Linked DNA regions of Homo sapiens: region 2 is linked to region 1. A link is a loop called in an ENCODE intact Hi-C map of the cell type or tissue named here. Cell type or tissue: PC-3. All regions are shown on one strand. Links, peaks and the distances in the headings refer to the core of each region. The heading gives the core; the rest is flanking DNA.

Region 1 (10,994 bases), core at 2,093-10,092:
TGAACAGAGAAGAAAATACTAGGTTATGGAGTGAGTTTAACCACGGCAGACAGTTGTCTTTATGAGGGGAGATGAGAAGTGGGTTGTTGTAAGTGGATGCCGTCTTGGGGAGGTGATTCATCCCCACAGTGTGGATTAATGCCTGCCATCTGACCGTTGCTCCGGAGGTGATGGATGTGGAAATGGATCCCAGGCAGAGATGGCTTTGAAAGGGCCCCCTCACCAATGGGAGCTCTCTCTGGCAGACATAGAACCAAACACCTCAAACACTTGTGGGGGTCCCATATACAGAACAAGATGTATCTTCTCAGACTGATAGCCATGGCTAAGATGGCCTCACAGCTCCAGCCCTAGGAAATATCTAGCCATAGTGTCTGCCGGGGCAACTAAGCGTTCGCAGCAAGTACAACAGCACCTGGAGTTGCCCTGTATCCCCGTTTTGTGGAAAAAGAAGCAGCCGCCATAAACAAGAGAACTTCATGTCACAAATCCTGAAAGTTAAAAATCCCAAGCGACAAAGAAATCTTAACGTTTCTTCCCAGCACCAACACAGAATCGTTCATAAATCCTAAATGTTTACTAGATGAAGACTGTGACCGCTTTCAAATGTTCATGATCAGTACTCTTTTCACGTGGCCTTTTTGAAGAATGTTGACTTCGGACCGCAGTGCTTCACCTTCCCACCGCTGCTGAGTGTCACACAGCGTCATCTTCCCTCCCTGCCTGCCATGAGGCCCTTCCTGCTCAGCTGCCCACAGCAAATCATGAAAGGATCACTAGGTTATATTTATAATTTTCAAAAACTTTAGAAACATACAAATATAAAATGAACATGTCAATGGTTTGATTCAAATCATTCATTAAACAAGGGAACCAGAAATAGGTTAAAACTGGTTCAAAGGAGAACTTGAAGAATTGAGATTTACATTGTCAGTCCAGTCAAAGGAATGCTGAAACAAATTTGCTAATATATGCAAAGCTGGTTAATATACTACTACACAACAAACTATATAAATCATCTTTTCTACAAGACAGTAAAAAATTATATCTCTCCAATGCAAAATGCATTTTCATTGTTATGGGCTAGAATCATTTACAAAACCTTCAAATAAGAATCTTCATATTATTATTCCTTTTCTGCAAGTTAACCTCTACCTCTTAGAGTTGTAAAATACCCTGGCTAATAAAGTTAATCAAAATTACATAGCAACCACTGCATTGAAGGAATACTCAGTCATCTCTTTTATTTTATTTGATATTATTTTATTTTATTTTATTTTATTTTATTTTATTTTATTTTATTTTATTTTATTTTATTTTATTTTGAGATGGAGTCTCACTTTGTCACCCAGGCTGGAGTGCAGTGGCGCAATCTCGGCTCACTGCAACCTCCGTCTCCGGGGTTCAAGCAATTCTCCTGCCTCAGCCTCTCGAGTAGCTGGGATTACAGGTGCCCACCACCACACCCGGCTAATTTTTGTATTTTTAGTAGAGACGGGGTTTCACCATGTTGGCCAGGCTGGTCTCAAACTCCTAACCTCAGGTGATCCACCCGCCTAGGCCTCCCAAAGTGCTGGGATTACAGGCATGCACCACCGCATCTGGTAATCTCAGTAATCTGTTAATTCTTCTTGAAAATGTATACATTAAAGTGTGTGGACTTGATGTGTTAAGGAACTGGGCCATTAGTCTCCAGCCTTCTCCTCTCTGGAAATGGGGTTTATGTAAATGCCAAAGCTCCTTTATAAGTTCTGAGCCCCTCAGTAGTTTTTCCCCTATAAAACTGGGTTTTGCTCAGGTGCATTTCTGCTAGCTAGGAGGCAGCTTGAAGTCCTGGCAAGCCAGGCTGGCATTCTAGAGAGTTCAGTGTAATCACAACACAGAAGAGTACCTGGGCCTGGCCTTCCTGGAGACATATCAGGGAGGCCCTTGGAGCAAACTTTTTCTATACAGGACCAGATAGTAAATATTTTAGACTTTGCAGGTCGTAAAGTTTCTGTAGCAACTACTCAACTCTGCCACTGTAGCGCAAAAGCAGCCTTAGACCACATATGAATAAATGGGCACGGCCGTGTTCCAATAAAACTTTATTTACAAAACAGGCCATGGGCTGGATTTGGCATATGGACCACAATTTGTCTACCTCTGGTAGAGAGAATACAGGAGCTTTCATTCATTCACACAGTTAATATTAGCTGTGATCCTAAGTGAGCCATACCTAAACCGATCCCATCCCTGCCTTCACGGAGCTCCTGGTGTGGTGGAACGCATAGTTTACATAAGGAATTTTAATACAGGGTAATAGCAGAGATGGCAAGTCAGACAAACCTAGTCCAATGAGAAAACACCACTTAAGTTGAAACATAAATACTTACTAAGATGCTGAATTTGAGGTCCTTGTGACATATCCAAGTAGCAGTGTCATTGGACAGGTGTTTATAATAAGTCTACAGCTCAGAAAGCCAGCCCGGGTCGGGCGCGGTGGCTCACGCCTGTAATCCCAGCACTTTGGGAGGACGAGGCGGGCAGATCACCTGAGGTCAGGAGTTTGAGACCAGCCTGACCAACATGAAGAAACCCAGTTTCTATTAAAAATACAAAATTAGCCGGGTGTGGTGGCACAGGCCTGTAATCCCAGCGACTCTGGAGGCTGAGGCAGGAGAATTGCTTGAACCCAGGAGGCGGAGGTTGCAGTGAGCCGAGATCGTGCCATTGCACTCCAGCCTGGGCGACAGAGTGAGACTCCGTCTCAAAAAAAAAAAAAAAAAAAGAAAGGCAGCCTGGGCTGCAGATCAGATCTGGAAGCCACTGAAGCCTCGGGGGTGGCTGACGTTGCCTGGGAGGGTGAGTGGGCAAGAGGAGCTGTGTGAGTGACTACACCCTGTGCTTCTCAAACTTGAGCGCACAGCTCACTCACCTGGAGGGCTTCTCAAAACACAGATTGTGGGGCCCCGCCCCCTAAGTCTCAGATTCAGTACATCTGGTTCGAGGCCAAAGAATTTGCATTTCTTTCAAGTTCCCAAAGAAGAAGGTACATCTGGAGTCTAGTCAAGTTTTGAGAAAAGGGCTTTTCATTACAAGCAGAGTGTAACCAGGAAAGATGGCTCCTTGTACCCACCAGAGGAATAAAAACATCTTTTAAGAAAAGTCTAAGATTCTGACATTTTGGTTACAAAGTCAAGAAATAAGCTCCACCTAAAAAAAATCATCATCATTGGCCGGGCGCAGTGGCTCACGCCTGTAGTCCCAGCACTTTGGAAGGCTGAGGTGGGTGGATCACGAGGTCATGAGATTGAGACCATCCTGGCTAACACTGTGAAACCCCGTCTCTATTAAAAAATACAAAAAATTAGCCGGGCATGGTGGCGGACGCCTGTAGTCCCAGCTACTCAGCTACTCGGGAGGCTGAGGCAGGAGAATGGTGTGAACCTGGGAGGCAGAGCTTACAGTGAGCAGAGCTTGCGCCACTGCACCCCAGCCTGGGCGACAGAGCGAGACTCCATCTCAAAAAAAAAAAAAAAAAAAATTCATCATCATGAGATGCATCCATTTCACTGGCATTAGTCATCTGAGACTATCTAATGCAGAGCAATAAATTCTTTCCATGATGCTGGATATCTCTTGGACCTCCCTGTAAATAATTTTTTTTTTTCTTCTTGAGATGGAGTTTCACTCTGTCACCAAGGTGGGAGTGCAGTGGCGAGATCTCGGCTCACTGCAACCTCCCCCTTCTGGGTTCAAGCAATTCTCCTGCCTCAGCCTCCAGAGTCGCTGGGATTACAGGCACCAGTCACCATGACTGGCTAATTTTTTTTCGTATTTTTAGTAGAAAGGGGGTTTCACTACATTGGCCAGGCTGATCTCGAACTCCTGACCTCAGGTGATCTGCCTGCCTCGGCCTCCCAAAGTGCTAGGATTACAGGCATGAGCCACCGCACCTGGCCCCTGTAAATAATTTTTTTTTTTTTTTTGAGATGGAGTCTCGCTCTGTCACCCAGGCTAGAGTGCAGTGGCGCAGTCTCAGCTCACTGCCAGCTCCGCCTCCCGGGTTCATGCCATTCTCCTGCCTCAGCCTCCCGAGTAGCTGGGACTACAGGTGCCGGCCACCATGCCCAGCTAATTTTTTTTGTATTTTTAGTAGAGACATGGTTTCACCATGTTAGCCAGGATGGTATCAATCACCTGACCCCATGATCCACCTGCCTCGGCCTCCCAAAGTGCTGGGATTACAGGCATGAGCCACCACGCCCGGCCCCTGTAAATAATTTTTAAAGAGGCAACCTCGATGGGCACTGATCAGTGAAACAGAGGTCATTAGAGCGCTTGCTATCTGAAGGCGGAAATCCTCCATCCACTGGGCAACACTAGCCCTTGACTTAATTTCATTACAATGAAGGTGAATTTGGCTCTGGTCACTATCGCTCCAGCTCAGAAAGTATTCTGGCTGCAGTGAGCCCTGGAAGAGACAGATCTGAAAATTTACTGAGGTTAGAATCAAGGCACCTTGGAGTCAGGCAGCCATTGGTTGGATTTCTAAAACTGTCATTTACTTTGAGTGGCCTAGGGCACATTACTTTCATTTTTGTGAGTGTGTGTGGTTTTTGTTTTGTTTTGTTTTGTTTTTTTGAAATGGAGTCTCATTCAGTTGCCCAGGCTAGAGTGTCATCGTGCTACCTCAGCTCACTGCAACATCCACCTCCTGGGTTCAAGCAATTCTCCTGCCTCAGCCTCCCAAGTAGCTGGGATTACAGGTGCACACCACCACGCCCAGCTAATTTTTGTATTTTTAGTAGAGATGGGGTTTCTCCATGTTGGTCACGCTGGTCTCAAACTCCTGACCTCAGGTGAGTCGCCCACCTCGGCCTCCCAGAGTGCTGGGATTAGAGGTGTGAGTCACCACACCTGGCCTAGGGTACATTACTTTCTGCATGCTTGTTTCCTTATATGAGAATATAAATAACTATAGCATTTTTCTGAAAGATAAATTTTTAAAAGTATGTGAAAAGAACAGAATTCTTGGCCTGTGGTAAGTACTCTATAAATGGTAACTATTTTTGCCATTATTTCCATTTTCACTGTTGTTTGGAGAAGAAATGAAAAGTTGAAGAGAGTGTTTAATCAGTTCATAAAGTTGCCAGGGGACTTTAACAGCTCACAAGAGTAAAATGCTAAAAGAGAAAATCTCCAAGCCTTAGGGAAGAAGCTTAAGGGAGTTACACAGGAAGTTTAATGCCCTTTATATTTGTGTGTAATAAACACACATCATAAGAAAGGAATTCCCTTAGCCGGGCGGGGTGGCTCACGCCTGTAATCCCAGCACTTTGGGAGACCGAGGCGGGCGGATCATCTGAGGTCAGGAGTTCAAGACCAGCCTGGCCAATATGGTGAAACTTTGTCTCCACTAAAAACACAAAAATTAGCCGGGCGTGATGGCACATGCCCATAATCCCAGCTACTAAGGACGCTGAGGCAGGAGAATCTCTTGAGCCCGGGTGGTGGAGGTTGCAGTGAGCTGAGATGGCGCCACTGCACTCAAGCCTGGGTGACAGAGCGAGACTCCGTCTGGAAAAAAAAGAAAAAAGAAAAAAAAATCATTTCATTTCCAAACTTATAAATAACTGGCAACAAGTATTTTTGCAGAAAGCACTAGAGCAAAGTACTCTCCATCACAGCTGAAAAAGGGTTTTATTTAACTTGGAACAGCTGCAGGCACAGAGACTGAAATGTTCCTGCCATTGAACATTGAGTTAGGGAGTTCCCAGCTACACAGGGCAGGGCAGCATCTCTGTAGGACACCTGGAACCAAATGGGCTGAACTGGAACAGAATGAAAGAGAAATCCAGGTGGGACCAGAGAAGTAACTATTCCAAAGCCCTGCTCAGGTGAGTTTTGACTCAAGAAGAATCAGAAATCAGAAGTTCATCTTGGGGCTTCCTATATCTATTAATTTTCTGTTGTCTTTTTTTTTTTTTTTTTTGAGACAGAGTCTCACTCTGTCACCCAGGCTGGAGTGCGTGATCTCAGCTCACCGCAACCTCCGCCTCCCGGGTTCAAGCAATCCTCCCACCTCAGCGTCCCAAGTAGCTGGAGCTACAGGTGCCTGCCACCATGCCCAGCTAATTTTTGTATTTTTAGTAGAGACAAGGTTTCACCATGTTGGCCAGGATGGTCTTGAACTCCTGGCCTCAAGTGATCTGCCCACTTCAGCTTCCCAAAGTGCTGGGATTACAGACATGAGCCACTGCGCCTGGACTTGTTGTCTTAAACTCTTAAGTTAGAGAACTTTCCAGGTCATGGCTAAGACAGACATATTGACCAGAGACACCATCAAAACACTTGCAGCCCAAACTGTGAAGTCATTTCAATATGACACCCAGTGACTCCTTTTGCAATTGTCATTCTCAACCCATTTACACTCTTTCTTCTTATAAGAAGAGATTTTTTGGCTGGCTGCAGTGGCTCACACCTGTAATCCCAGCACTTTAGGAGGCCGAGGCAGGCAGATTTCTTGAGTCCAGGAGCTCAACACCATCCTGGACAACATGGCAAAACCCTGTCTCTACAAAAAATACAAAAATTAGCTTGGCATGGCAGTTCACAACTGTGGCCCAGCTACTCAGGAGGCTGAGGTGGGAGGATTGCTTGAGGCTGGGAGGCAGGTTTCAGTGAGCTGTGATCATGCCACTGCACTCCAGTCTGGTCAAAAGAGTGAAGCCCAGAAGAAAGAGAAAGAGAAGAAAAGAGAAGGAAGAGAAGGGAAGGGAAAGGAAAGGAAAGGAGAAGGAAGAGAGAGAGAGAGAAAGGAAAGAAAGAGAGAGAAAGAGAAGGGAGGGAGGGAGGGAAGGAAGGAGGGACGGAGGGAGGTAAGGAAGGAAGGAAGGAAATGAAGGGGAAACAAAGGAAGAAAGAAAGGGAAAGGAAAGGAAGAGAGAGAAAGAAAAAAAGAGAAAGGAAAGGGAGGGGAGGGGAGGGGAGAGGAGAGGAGGGGAGAGGACGGGAGGGGAGGGGAGGGGAGAAGAGAAGAGAAGAGAAGAGAAGAGAAGAGAAGAGAAGAGAAGAGAAGAGAAGAGAAGAGAAGAGAAGAGAAGGTCACTTCCAAGATGGCCAAATAGCAACAGCTCCAGTCTGCAGCCCCTAGCGAGATCAATGCAGAAGACGGTTGATGTCTGCATTTCCAACTGAGGTACCTGGTTCATCTCACTGGGACTGGTTGGACAGTGGATACAGCCCATGGAGGGTGAGCTGATGCAGGGCAGGGTGTCGCCTCACCTGGGAAGTGCAAGGGGTTGGGGGATTTCTCCTTCCTAGCCAAGGGAAGCCATATGACAGACTGTACCTGGAGAAATGGTATACTTCTGACCAAATACTGCACTATGCCCACAGTCCTAGCAACTGGCAAACCAGCAGATACCCTCCCATGCCTGGCTCAGCGGGTCCCATGCCAACAGAGCCTTGCTCACTGCTAGCACAACAGTGTGAGATCAACCTGCGATGCTGTAGCTGGACGAGCGGAGGGGAGTCCGTCATTGCTGAGGCTTGACTAGCTCACAGTATAAACAAAGAGGCCTGGAAACATGAACCGGGCGGAGCCCACCTCAGCTCAGCAAGGCCTACTGCCTCTATAGATTCCACCTCCGGGGGCATGGCATAATAGAACAAAAGGCAGCAGACAGCTTCTGCAGGCTTAAATGTCCCTGTGTGACAGCTCTGAAGAAAGCAGTGGTTCTCACAGCATGGCATTTGAACACCAAGAACAGACAGACTACCTCCTCAGTTAGGTCCCTGACCCCCATGTAGCCTGACTGGGGAACACCTCCCAGTAGGGGCCAACAGACACCTCAAACAGGCGGGTGCCCCTCTGGGACAAAGCTTCCAGAGGAAGGATCAGGCAGCAATATTTGCTGTTCTGCAGCCTCTGCTGGTGATACCCAGGCAAACAGGGCCTGGAGTGGACCTCCAGCAAACTCCAACACACCTGCAGCTGAGGGGTCTGATTGTTAGAAGGAAAACTAACAAATGAAAAAAATAGCATCAACATCAACACAAAGGACATGCACACCAAAACCCCATCTGTAGGTCACCAACATCAAAGACCAAAGGTAGATAAAACCACAAAGATGGGGAGAAACCAGAGCAAAAAAGCTAAAAATTCCAAAAAACAGAGCGCCTCTTCTCCTCCAAAGGATCGCAGCTCCTCGCTAGCAAGGGAACAAAACTGGACAGGGAATGATTTTGAAGAGTTGACAGAAGTAGGCTTTAGAAGGTCAGTAATAACAAACTTCTCCAAGCTAAAGGAGCGTGTTCTAACCCATTGCAAGGAAGCTAAAAACCTTGAAAAAAGGTTAGATGAATGGCTAACTAGAATAAATACTAGAGAATACCTTAAATGACCTGATGGAGCTGAAAACCATGGCACGAGAACTTCGTGATGCATGCACAAGCTTCAATAGCTGATTCGATCAAATGGAAGAAAGGATATCAGTGATTGAAGATCAAATTAATGAAATAAAGCAAGAAGACAAGATTAGAGAAAAATGAGTGAAGACAAACGAATAAAGCCTCCAAGAAATATGAGACTATGTGAAAAGACCAAATATACATTTGATTACTGTACTGGAAAGTGACAGGGAGAAGGGAACCAAGTTAAAAAACACTCTTCAGGATATTATCCAGGAGAACTTCCCTAACCTAGCAAGGCAGGCCAACATTCAAATTCAGGAAATACAGAGAACACCACAAAGATACTCCTCCAGAAGAGCAACCCCGAGACACATAATTGTCAGATTCACCAAGGTTGAAATGAAGGAAAAAAAGTTAAGGGCAGCCAGAGAGAAAGGCTGGGTTACCCACAAAGGGAAGCCCATCAGACTAAGAGTGGATCTCTCGGCTGAAACCCTACAAGCCAAAAGACAGTGGGGGCCAATATTCAACATTCTTAAAAAAAAAAAAAAACAATTTTCAAACCAGAATCTCATATCCAGCCAAACTAAGCTTCATAAGCAAAGGAGAAATAAAATCCTTTACAGACAAGCAAATGCTGAGAGATTTTGTCACCACCAGGCCTGCCTTACAAGAGCTTCTGAAGAAAGCACTAAACATGGAAGGCAACAACCAGTACCAGCCACTGCAAAAACATGACAAATGGTAAAGACTATCGACGCTATGAAGAAACTGCATCAATTAACGGGCAAAATAACCAGCTAACATCATAATGACAGGATCAAATTCAAACATAACAATATTAGCCTTAAATGTAAATTGGGCTAAATGTCCCAATTAAGAGACACAGACTGGCAAAGTGGATAAAGAGTCAAGACCCATCGGTGTGCTGTATTCAGGAGACCCATCTCACATGCAGAGACACACATAGGCTCTAATAAAGGGATGGTGGAAGATCTACCAAGCAAATGGAAAGCAAAAAGAAAAGCAGGGTTTGCAATCCTAGTCTCTGATAAAACAGACTTTAACCATAACCAAAACAAAGATCAAAAGAGACAAAGAAGGCCACTACATAATGGTAAAGGGATCAATTCAACAAGAAGAGCTAAGTATCCTAACTATATATGCACCCAATACAGGAGCACCCAGATTCATAAAGTAAGTCCGTAGAGACCTACAAAGAGACTTAGACTCCCACACAATAATAATGGGAGACTTTAACACCCCACTGTCTATATTAGACAGATCAATGAAACAGAAAGTTAACAAGGATATCCAGGACTTGAACTCAGCTCTGGACCAAGCAGACGTAATAGACATCTACAGAACTCTCCACCCCAAATCAACAGACTATAACTTCTTCCAAGCACCACATCACACTTATTCTAAAATTGACCACATAATTGGTAGTAAAATACTCCTCAGCAAATGTAAAAGAACAGAAATCACAACAAACTGTCCCTCAGACCACAGAGCAATCAAATTAGAACTCAGGATTAAGAAATTCAATCAATCGGCCGGGCGCGGTGGCTCACGCCTGTAGTCCCAGCACTTTGGGAGGCCGAGGCGGGTGGATCATGAGGTCAGGAGATCGAGACCATCCTGGCTAACAGGGTGAAACCCCGTCTCTACTAAAAATACAAAAAATTAGCCGGGCGCAGTGGCGGGCGCCTGTAGTCCCAGCTACTCGGGAGGCTGAGGCAGGAGAATGGCGTAAACCCGGGAGGCAGAGCTTGCAGTGAGCCGAGATTGCGCCACTGCAGTCCGCAGTCCGGCCTGGGCGACAGAGCGAGACTCCGTCTCAAAAAAAAAAAAAAAAAAAAAAAGAAATTCAATCAATCAAAACCACACAACTACATGAAAACTGAACAACCTGCTCCTGAATGACTACTGGGTAAATAACAAAATGAAGGCAGAAATAAATATGTTCTTTGAAACCAATGAGAACAAAGACACAACATACCAGTATCTCTAGGACACATTTAAAGCAGTGTGTAGAGGGAAATTTATAGCACTAAATGTCCACAGGAGAAAGCAGGAAAGAGCTAAAATTGACACTTTAACATCACAATTAAAAGAACTAGAGAAGCAAGAGCAAACAAATTAAAAAGCTAGCAGAAGGCAAGAAATAACTAAGATCAGAGCAGAACTGCAGGAGATAAAGACACAAAAAACCCTTCAAAAAATCAATGAATCCAGGAGCTGGTTTTTAGAAAAGATCAACAAAAAGACTGCTAGCAAGACTAATAAGGAAGAAAAGAGAGAAGAATCAAATAGACACAATAAAAAATGATACAGGGGATATCACCACCAATCCCACAGAAATACAAACTACTTCATCAGAAAATACTATAAACACCTCTATGGAAATAAACTAGAAAATCTAGAAGAAATGGATAAGTTCCTGGACACATACACCCTCTCAAGACTAAACCAGGAAGAAGTTGAATATCTGAATAGACCAATAAAAGGTTCTGAAATTGAAGCAATAATTAATAGCCTACCAACCAAAAAAAGTCCAGGACCAGATGGATTCACAGCCAAATTCTACCAGA
Region 2 (10,994 bases), core at 988-8,987, 200 kb after region 1:
GTGCTGGTGACCAATCAGGAGGAGTTGAGGTCCGAAAGACGAACAGTAGGTAACCACGCAGTGGGGAAAGCCTGTACAGAGGCCCTTTCGGGAAGGGCTTTCACAGAAAGTAGGTGACAAAAGAGCTCCCTGTGCAGTCTAGGACCTGACATCTGGAGTGAGCTGTGGCACTTCCCTCGTTTGCTTGACCATGGGACATTTCTTAAAGCGTTTCTCAGAACCAGTGTTTCATTTCAGCATACTTCAAGAAACACTAGTTCTTTGTAACCTGGGCAACCTTCAAACATAAACAGGAACGAAAACTAGGAAAGGTGGTTGGGAGAAAGGCGATGATTGGCGCTATCTTCTTTAGCAGTGGTACGAAGGACCTCAATCCATTAGTTTACCAGCTACTGGCCAGGCCTTCCTGCTGTCACTTGTTCCCATTCTCTTTCCCACCCAGTGAGACCAAGGCTAGTCCTTTGCTAACTTCTAGGTCCTTGAAGGCAGGGATCATATCTTTTTGTCTTTGAAGCCCTAGCACCTAGAGTTTTACCTGGCACTTAGTAAATATTTCTGAATGAATGATCCTTGGGAAAGCTATAGGGTGAGGCATAGGGTTCTGTTTCATGGTAATACAAAATCAGACTGGAGGTTCACAGTCGTTGTTAATTCTACGTTATCGTACCAACATTCTGCTTACCTAAAACACACTCTACCTCTAAAAAATTTGCGTTAGCTATGAACCTGAATGTGATTGAACTTAGGAGGAAGAAAATAGAGCCTCTAATCCTTTTTCTAATAAAAGAAATTTCCTCTTTCTCCACCGGGAGCGCTAAGTGGGCGTGGAATTGTTTGACAGTTTACCACTACTGTTAGCTTTGTTTTTGTGTTTTTGTTTTTAAATAACCAGCCCACTTGGGGAGTGTTAACTTTAATTTCACTACAATTCCTTATTCTTTTCCTTTAGTTTATATTTCCATTGCCTTTATCATTTTTTCTAAGAGCTGTAGATCCATGACTCATCATAATCATTAAAATTGCAGTTCCAAATAATTAATGATTTTATTTTGCTCTTATAGAATCAGTGTTTTAATACAATTCATGCTAAAATGTTAAGTATGGTGATTTTTAACAACAGTTTTTATTAGGTAAAATGGTGTGGAATTTAGGATTCGCTTTTTTGAAAACTTGGAGAACAACTGTAAACAATTTTTTTTTCTTTTTGTAGGATTTACTTACAAGACATAAATTGCTCAGTGCAGAATTTTTGGAACAGCATTATGATAGAGTAAGTATATGAAATACTATTTTTAAATAATAAATTGTAACTTTTGTTACCAGAAATGAAAGACTTACATTAGGTTTTTGTACTAGAATATTTATTTTGCATATGTAATGTTTATAAATGGTGCCGTAGTTATTTCTCTACTTAAACAACTTATAGAATATTACTTGGTCAGAAGTAGATCTTTTTGATTGACATACTGCCCTTTGAAGCTTTTATTGCTTTAAAAGAGGAAAATAGAGCATTTTGCTGCTAAAATGATAGTAAAGATAGTAGGAAAATTATCTGACTTTTTAACTTTTCCTTCCTTTTCCATCAGTTGCCCCACATTTCTGCTGCATACAAATAGAGAGAAAGGGAGGCAGCAGCTGATAGGATGAGAGCAGCACTGGCCAGAGGGGACGGGAGCCCGGCTCTGCTCCTGCTCTACTGCTCACTCCTTTGTGGCCATGGCCAAGGCAGTTAACCGCTTGGGGACTTAGAAGTCCGTCCTTATTGTAAAATGAGGACATTGGACTAGCTTGTCGGTAAGGTCCCTTCCAGCACTGAGTCAATGTCAGATGTTCCTGGTAATAGTGTCCCCCAGAGATTTGTCAATGATTTCCAGAGTGCTTGATAGCTTGATTTCCCTAGACCCGCACAACTGCCTCTAGGGCTGCCATGTGAAATGATCTCTTCCACCACTGCCAGTTCTGCCAGCCTCAGGAGGATCTTCCACAATACCCACAAGCACTGTTGTGATGTACTGGTTTAACTACACATCGTCGAAGATTCTGATAGGTACCCGTAAAGAGGTTAGAAGAATGACAATCCACTTAAAACTCCTGTCTATCCTGCAAAATTTGGTTTAGATTTTAATTTTTCCACTACTCATTTAAATTTTTGAAATCCTGAGTATTATTAATACTTCATTATTCACTTTGCTGTTCAAATACATTCTGAGATTCTTAGAGGCAAAAATCTATGCTTGCTTGTTCTTTTGTGGGTTTTTTTCCCTGTCTTTTCCCCCTGCCCTCCACTCCCAGTAAGAACATAACACAACACTGAGCACACAAGTCCTTCATAAGTAGCCTCATAAATGGCTTAAAAATTGCTGGTCCTTTATTTTTATTTCAGCTCATGTGTATTTGGATATGGGTGCGTTTCTTGTATGTTCATTGCTTTAAAATGGCAGTTCTGTCATCATCAGGGCCTTTTTACAGTAGATAGAAGCATGGACTTGAGCCTTGGACTGCCTGGATTCTGGCTGCAAGTCTCAGCCCTACCATGGGCTGGTAGGACTTCAGCAACTGCCTTCATGCACCCTCTGTGCCTTCAGGATCTTCCACCCTGAAGAAAGCTCTTCATATAGTACCTGTCTACTGGGATCATCATGAGGATTAGATAAGAACGTGTATGTGACGTGCATGGCACAGTGCCTGGAACACAGGAAGCACTTAATAAACGTTAGTTCATTTATCATCACCACAAAGATTTTTCAACATACTAGTAATTTAAGGCCTACCAAAGACACAGACTAGCTGATTTCCAAGACATTTGCTACAGTGAAATCTGTTTAATCTTGCAGTAAAATAGCTTCCTACATGTTGTTAATAGATGACATCAGTTAACAGGATTTTAGAAGAACATATGTGAGGCAACAAATCTATAGAAAGCAGTCAGATCTTATAGAGGGAGAAGCAGTGGGGGATGTGGGTAATTTAAAGCCACAGGTGAGGTTATTACACCAAAATAACATGCTCTAAATTCTGATCCAGTTTGGCTCTGAGCTTTCTAATAACCAAAGCGTAGAAAGAAATAAAACAATTAAAAGATGACAGTATTTGTAGAGTAAAATTCATGCTGGCTGCTCAAAAGAAACGTAGCCTTTCCTAGCACTGGGACCTGAAACCGGTTTCTCTCCTTGGCGTTCTTAAAGGAGAGTCAAGTTACAGTATCATGTAGTGGACAGTCATTGCCGTGGCATTGCAGTAAATAAAATGCTCAACTCCGATGCAGTTCCCTGAAAGCAAGTCTTTGAGGAACCCAGAAGTGGGTGGGAGGACAGGTATCTAGGTTTGTTACTTACTCTTTGTCTGTCCTAATACAGAGAAGAAAAAATCTAACATAACCTGAAGGAAACAGGGGCCACATACATACTTTTCAGGCAGTTCTCCATGAAAAGTTTCTTGCAACCAAGCTTATCCAAAGATGCAGCAGAAAATCTTAACTTGCATTTTCTGTATATATAAGAACTTGAGATGTATATATTTTGTTACTGATTAAAAGCAGGTCCAGTTGTTTTGATCATCAGTTTGATGATAATTTGAGAAGGTAGACTTAACAGCTTTTTCTGAAAAGAGAGAAATCTAACTCAAATACATACCAAATAGATGGCCAGCTCACCTCTGCCAAGAGGCAGGCAGAAGAAATAATGTATAATTCTGTGTTAGCTCTAAACCAAGAAGGCCAGAAAGCAAATTTTTGAGGCTTTGTAAGCCATGTGGTCTCTGTTGACTCTCCTGTCTGTTGTTCTATGAAAGCAGCTGTAAATAATACATAAACTTTTCAGTGAATTCATGTTCAGTAAACAAACGAGCATGGGATGTGTTCCAGAAAAACTTTTCACAAACAGGCAGCAGGCCATAGTTTGCCATCCCTTGCTCTAGACCACAGATGAATGGCTAATGAGGACCCATCATAAAGCATGGACACCAGTAGTTCTCTCATGGACAGATGACAAAGCAGGCATCCCCCGGCACTCGCGATGACCAAAGGAAAGTCTCAGGAAAGCACGAAGATCCAACAGTCATACTAGTGCTGCAGACTTTCAGAATGTTTTAAACCTATCTGTGGTTTAAACAGACAGACAAAAAATAAAATCTTAAGGCTAACTGGCCTTGTCTACTAGGTTTTTGAAGGATAGCCTTGGCCCCCAAGTGCCTGTCATTTCGGTTTTGTAACTCTGCTTTAATGGGCTTCTAGCCTTCACCATCCAGCAGTGCCACTCTTGTCAGTGACCGCTGTTTTGAAGGTCTAGTGGACCTGTCAGTTCTTAAATTTGTGGCATTTTGTTCTCCCCGGGGCTTCATTCATACTATGTCCTTCCTTTTTTATCTGCCCAGATTCTCTTTTCTCCCCTCCATTTCTGAGTGAAATCCCTCCCATCCGACAGGTCTGAGACTAAGCCCCACCTTCGTTGTCGGCCTGGTTAACACAATGCTGAATTTCTCCTCTCTTAATTTCTATTCCGAATTACTTTTTCTCTTTGCCTGATACATTGAAAGAGCAGATAACTTTTCTCTTTGTGGTTGTGCTTTGAACAAATTGAATTCTTGTTTATATAAAATACGAGTTTTTCAATCTAACATCAAGATATGAGAGCAGACTCAACAAGCAAAAGTGTGAGGGGTATGGGAGTTAGGTTTTGTGCATAGGGAGCTTGGGGTGACAGAGAGGCCTGGATTTAAGCTCTGTCTGCAGGCCTGGCTGGAACTGGGAAGGGGCTCAGTCCCAGGAGCCCTCTTCATGGAAGGGATTGGTGGGATCACCTGAGAGTCTCAGAGCAAACATGTCAGAGGAAGACATGAAAGAGAGTGGCAGGGGAGCCAGGGCAGCTGTTGGCCTTCATGGTGTGAGAAATGTGTCCTTAAGCTAATTTACAATGTTACCTACCAGTCTTTTTTTTTTTTTTTTTTTTTTTTTTTTTTTTTTGGCAATAACCCTGATTTATGTTCTCTTATCTTTTAGTTTTTCAGTGAATATGAGAAGTTACTTCATTCAGAAAATTATGTGACAAAAAGACAGTCACTGAAGGTATGACAGACCATTTTGTATAGCTTATTTCTCTGTACCTTGTGTTTGAAATGTGGATTTGGGGAAAGGGAGATGTGCAGGATGGGTCATAGACCTTTGGGGGAAATAAATACCTTTGCCGAGGGTCAAGATTTTTGCGGAAAGGAATGGAGTTGGACAGTGATCCATGTGGAGCACTTTCCTGCTTCCTAGTAAGGTGGAGACACAGAAAGGGAATGAACGGGAGTTTGAAGAAGACTTCATCTCCTAGCAGTGCATTCTTTGCGATTTTGAGCCATAGTCATATCAGCTAGATGAAGGCACTCCAGGTGCTGTGCTCCTGGGCTGTGGCCTGGGTGGCACAGGCAGGTGTGTGAGGGTGGAGGGAGGCGATGTGCGTGTGAGGCTGTGGACCGTAGACAGGCTTGGCTGCTTTGTATCAAAGCAGGATATCCTTTGCAAGTTAGAATGTTAAATTTAAGATTTAAACTGTAGAACAAGGGTTGGCAAACTACAACCCATGGGCTAAATCCAGCCAGCTGCCTGTGTTTGTAAGTAAAGTTTTACTGGAATAAAGACGTGCTCATTTATTTACATATTGTCTGTGGCTGTTTTGAGCTCCAGCAGCAGAATTAAGTAGATGCCTCAGAGACCCTATGTTCTGCAAAGTCTAAAATATTTACTGTTTGGCCCTTGATAGTTTGCTGACCCCTGCTGTAGAAAGTTCTTATAGCAGTTAAGAAGTGCATACCCTCCACTCTGTCAGTAAGCAGTCCCAACAGGAGATATAGATGAAATCACAAAGGATTTGAGGGGAAAATCATAATTCCATTCAGTTTTTTGCCAGGTCCATTTAAAATTTGACTCTGCCCAGAGTTCTTCCCCTCATGGGTGTCTGGACCGATAATGACCAAGATTCCATCCACTCATCCCCTTCCTACCGTGGGGAAATCTCCCTTGAAGACCTTATCTTTCTGTGGAAAAGACTAAAGGACACTAGGAGCATCTGGAATACTTTGTGTCCTTTGATAGGAACACTCCACCGTCCACATTTTCAATCAGCACTTTCTTTCAGAACAGCATATGCCTTTTTTCCGTGTAAGGCTGTAATTCCTGCAGCAGGGCATCCGTGACAGCCACAGCTGGGGAACAGGCACAGTCCAGCCAGGCCCCTTGCTTTCCATTCATTGCTGTTGCTTGGGCCCCACCTTCCCTGGCTTAGAGGATCATTTGCTGTCCTTTCATCTTTGGGGGGTTGGACAGAACTTCCTGGCAGCTGTGGGAGGAGTTTCTCCTCCCTGGACATCAGTGTGTGAGAGAGTGGAGGTTCCTGGGGCCTCTCCTGCTCTGTGATCCTCAAAGGGCTGAGGTATACTACTCTTGCCAGCAGTTATACAGATGCACACAGTTCACTGGAGTCAGTATCTTCTAAGGCCACAAAGGCCAGACAGGATAGCCTAGGTTAGTAGCTTCTAGGGCCATTGTGGGAGGAAGCTGGGGCCGGGGGTGCAGGGTGGAGGTTATTGGCAAATCCATAAACTTTGACCAAATGTTGGATTCTTGGGCTGTTTGGATAAGGAGAAAGGCCTTCAAGACCCTTCTGCCATTCAGAATTACCAACATGAAAAGAAAGGCTGAGACCACCATTTCCAAGCCCTTAGGAATGGATATAAAGCAAGTTGCTGGCTCCTGCAGTTTATGTTAGCGGTGGGCCTGTGAGTGCCCCATGAACACATGGAGCGGCTTCAGCACCAGCCGTACTTTAAAGATGGATTTTAATTTGTACTCTCTTTTTCGTAGCCACATTGGCATTTATTTATTCCCATATTTATGTCGCCAGCAAATTTATATTCCCTATGCAAGACTCCCAAGTTTTTTAGTAAAGTATTACATGTTTGGGCTGAGTATGGTGGCTCACGCCTGTAATCCCAGCACTTTGGGAGGCCAAGGTGGGTGGATGGATGGAGGTCAGGAGTTCAAGACCAGCCTGGCCAACATGGTGAAACCCTGTCTCTAGCCCCAAAAATTAATTAGCCAGGTGTGGTGGCACAAGCCTGTAGTCCCAGCTACTTGGGAGGCTGAGGCATGAGAATCACTTGAGCTCGGGAGGTGGAGGTTGCAGTGAGCCAAGATTGTGCCACTGCACTCCAGCCTTTGTGACAGAGTGAGACTATCTCAAAAAATAAAAAAAGAATTACATATTTGAAGTCATCTTCCTTCAGATTTTCTTTGGTTTCTGTGATAGAAAAAGAACACGAAAGCTATAAATCACATAATACTAACTTTTCAGTCTTTGTAAGATACTGGTTGCTTCTCACCGTAAGAATAGATTTTGTGATTCACATTGATATGAAGCCTACTCCTTTCAGTTTTTCCTATGAGTTCCTTATAAAGCCTAAGTAAAATAGATTTGTTTTCTTGTACATCAGCTCATTTTTTATTTAATATGATGACAAGTTACTTATCCAGAGATCAGTTACCTGGAAACTTCAAGTATCTAGAACATAGCCAGAAACCCAGAAAGGAAGCAACAAAAGCAATTAAAGCAAAGCCACAGAGCCGCTATTTGCGCCTTTTCTTCCCTTAGCCCTCACTCACTCACATCTCTGCAGATACAGGCCTGATACGTGCTTTGCACACTGATGCTCGTTTCTCACTGCACTCTCCTGAGAGAGAGGCACTGTTCCATTATACAGATGATGGAACCGAGACACAGAGGAGTTCAGTAACGTGCTCAAGATTACAGAGCTCACAAGAAGTAGGGAGCCAGGATTGGAACCCAGGCAGGCTGGCACCAGGGACCAAGCTCTCCACAGCTCTGCCACCGCCCACAAGGACCGCAGCTTGGCACCTGCCCCACTGCCGGCTCTGCACACTCAGCCTTGGCCAGGTTGTTGGCATGTTGACAACCTGAAGAAGTGACTGCTGGTTTTAGGAAAGAGTAAGCCGTGACAGTTTAAAAGTTATGAGTTTATATGATATAACCAACTCTCCAGAAATTAGTAAACCCTTGAAGTAAACAGATGTTTTTTTAGCATTAATTGGTATAATTAGTGATGGTGAGGGGTCAGTAAGAAAACACTGGATTATCTTCAGGAGACCTAAGAAGGAGCAGAAAAATACTCACTTGTGTAAACCTTTCTGAATTAGCTGTGATAAAACGATAACTGTGGCATGTGCAGGGTACACAAATGGAAAACTTTGGACACAAAACCCTTTATCTTGGAAAGTCCCGCTAAATAAAATTTAAAAATAGTTGTTTTAAATTAAGCTAAGGTTTGTGGTTAGTTAACAGGAATAATCAATAACTTTTGACCATTTTCTTGAATAGTTTCTTTTTAGTGAGCTAACACAAATGCACGCTTAAAGGGGAGGCTTTGAGAGTCTCCCACTGGGGCCAAGGGGGCATCTTGAACATCCTCTGCAGAGAGAAGCGTCAGGCCTCCCGTAGACTTCATCTCTCAGGGAAAGGGAGGAAGGCATTCAGGTGGCAGAGAGAAGGCCCTTCGTAGCTTTTAGGTTGTAATTCAGTTCAGTTCTTCGGTCTTTTGAGTGCCTACTAATACTCTATACTTGATGATTATAAAATAAATTGTTTTTTTAAACTTTGATTTTTCTTTAAGTTTTAATAACAAGGTAATTGTTTAAATGTCTTCTCAGCTTCTCGGTGAACTACTACTAGATAGACACAACTTCACAATTATGACAAAATACATCAGTAAACCTGAGAACCTCAAATTAATGATGAACCTGCTGCGAGACAAAAGTCGCAACATCCAGTTTGAGGCCTTTCACGTTTTTAAGGTAGAGTACTAGAAGCATCAGTGATACTGTCCACTGGAATTGTTCGTCGTCTTTCATTCGCAAATAACGGAAATTATTAGCCTCACTCTGGTAATCCAGGTGACTTAATTAAATTCAGTCACTTTTCATATTTGTGTGCTATGACTTTTAAACAGAAAGGTAGACCTGGAAACGGGTTACTGTTTGGATCTGGGAACGAGAAGGTTTGTTCATAGAAGAGTGTCATTTATCTTTGGCCTAGAAGATTAGTAACTGCAAAACAAAAGCATTTCTTAATGCTTTCTGTGGAGGTTTCATTCTTAAAATCCCATCTGACCTCTTGTGCTGAGAAATAATTTCTGCCCATTTTATTCTAAAATCAAAGTCTGTATTTAATACTAAACACTGTGTTGCAGGGCTGGCAGAATGAGTTTATCAGTCGTATTTGTGTTAAAACATGTAATTATTATTTTTTTTTCCAAATTGTAAAATAACGCCTTCTAAAGCAAAACCTAATGACCCTGACTTCAGCGCCATCCCAGGAGAGCACAGCTCTGCTTTTCTGCACTGTGGCCGCAGCTCAGGTGTGGCTGCGTTTTGTCCTTTCTCTGTGCCTCATGTGCGTTTCTCTCCACGCAGGTGTTTGTAGCCAATCCTAACAAGACGCAGCCCATCCTAGACATCCTCCTCAAGAACCAGGCCAAACTCATAGAGTTCCTCAGCAAGTTTCAGAACGACAGGACGGAGGATGAGCAGTTTAACGACGAGAAGACCTATTTAGTTAAACAGATCAGGGATTTGAAGAGACCAGCTCAGCAAGAAGCTTAATCTCCAATAAACATCTATGTTAAATCCAAATTCAGCATTTGCTGTTAGCTATTCAGCATCAGGCACTCTTATTGATTCATGAGGAACATTACTGCTAATCTGCTGTTAAGTGAACGGTTTTTCATTTTACCCTTTTGTTTTTCAGTCCAGGTTGGAGATCGTAGCTGCTGCTGCTTGCACACTAGGGCACATGTGGGCTTTCTCTTGATCTTTGTGTCATTTCAGAATTCAAAGACTGTGCTACGGGAGTTCTGAACATGGCTGGGTTCATGAAGGCAAATGTATGGATGAGAGTGTGGTTTAGGAAAGAGGGCACTGATATCAGATTAGACCTATGTGTTTGCACCCATCTTTGTTGGCGATCTGAGTGCAGTGTGGCAAGTGCACACCTGGCATCCCTGCGTCAGATCGCGCACCTTCAGGTCGCGCACCTTCGCTGAAGGAAGATGACGCAGAGCTTTATCTGAAATCAGAGGGGAGCTATCCAAAATGGGAGTTTGGGGGCAGCTAAAGTTGACATGCGAATAAATTGATACTGAAACTTAGCAACTTCTTAAAAGTGTAAAGAAGCCTCATAAGATCATAAGGAAAATGTATATATGCTTTTCACAGCTTTCTAGAATTTTTTGACATTTGATTTTCTTGAGACTTGTAAACCTGGATATGTTGAAGGGTATTTGTTAATTTTACTTTTCAAAGATACTTTAAAACAGTAGAGCTAGCAATGACACCTTGCATTTCATTTCAACACTGCTTCAAGGTTTCTTTTGTATATAATTCTTAGAATGCTCATTTCTTTTAAATGGTTTAATTTGTACAGCAGAGGAATGTTATTGTAGTAGTATGTAACTATTACCTAATACTGAGTTTTTGCAAAAAACAATGAATGCTCATATGTAATTGAAATACTTCAGATCACATGAAAATGCTGATTTAACATTTAAGTATCACAGCATTAAAAGAAAAAGAAAGTAAACCAGTCCTTTGTATTCAGTTACCTAATGGGGTGCCATCAATAAGCTGCGATACAGCCCTGGAGCTCAGTCAGCCACACCTTCCTGCATCCTATTGGCCTTATTCATTTTAAATGAGTTAATGAATCTGCCAGATCTGTGAATGATAGAGATTATGCTAAATTAATGCTGATTCTTTGTGTGTGTGGGAAATCTCTGTAGAGCACCTTTTCTTTCTTAGACTAAGTAACCCAGTACAATAGTTGTGAACTGAATAATTAAAACTTTGGCTTCTCTTAGGAAAAGACGACTTCCTAGTCATAGGTGTCCTATGGGGAAATTTATTTTTTTTAATGTCCTGTTCCTTAATGCTGCAAATTATCAGTATT

The links. A loop is a pair of places that touch in the nucleus more often than their neighbours do. Peaks named below come from ENCODE experiments on the same cell type or tissue, not always from the same donor. Only the 100,000 strongest peaks of a DNase experiment are listed, where the experiment ranks them.
Region 2: a loop joins it to region 1, with 5 times the contacts of the local background. A loop is called at or near these places in 6 of 110 quality-filtered maps.

What each region holds. Positions count from the first base shown.
Region 1 is chr2:230,612,170-230,623,163 of GRCh38, forward strand. No RefSeq gene overlaps it. Among named protein-coding and RNA genes, the nearest start is that of LINC01907, 83 kb to the right of the region's middle. RefSeq lists an enhancer at 3,017-3,136. In PC-3, for the core only: no CTCF peak of the experiment used is centred there; a DNase peak (open chromatin) is centred at 5,212; H3K27ac peaks cover 1,761 bases.
Region 2 is chr2:230,809,053-230,820,046 of GRCh38, forward strand. It overlaps CAB39 (calcium binding protein 39), which reads left to right. Exons shown (of 9, transcript NM_016289.4): 6 at 1,211-1,270; 7 at 4,997-5,062; 8 at 8,702-8,845; 9 at 9,464-10,994. The coding sequence ends at 9,652. Among named protein-coding and RNA genes, the nearest start is that of ITM2C, 50 kb to the right of the region's middle. In PC-3, for the core only: a CTCF peak has its summit at 5,754 (motif pointing left); no DNase peak of the experiment used is centred there.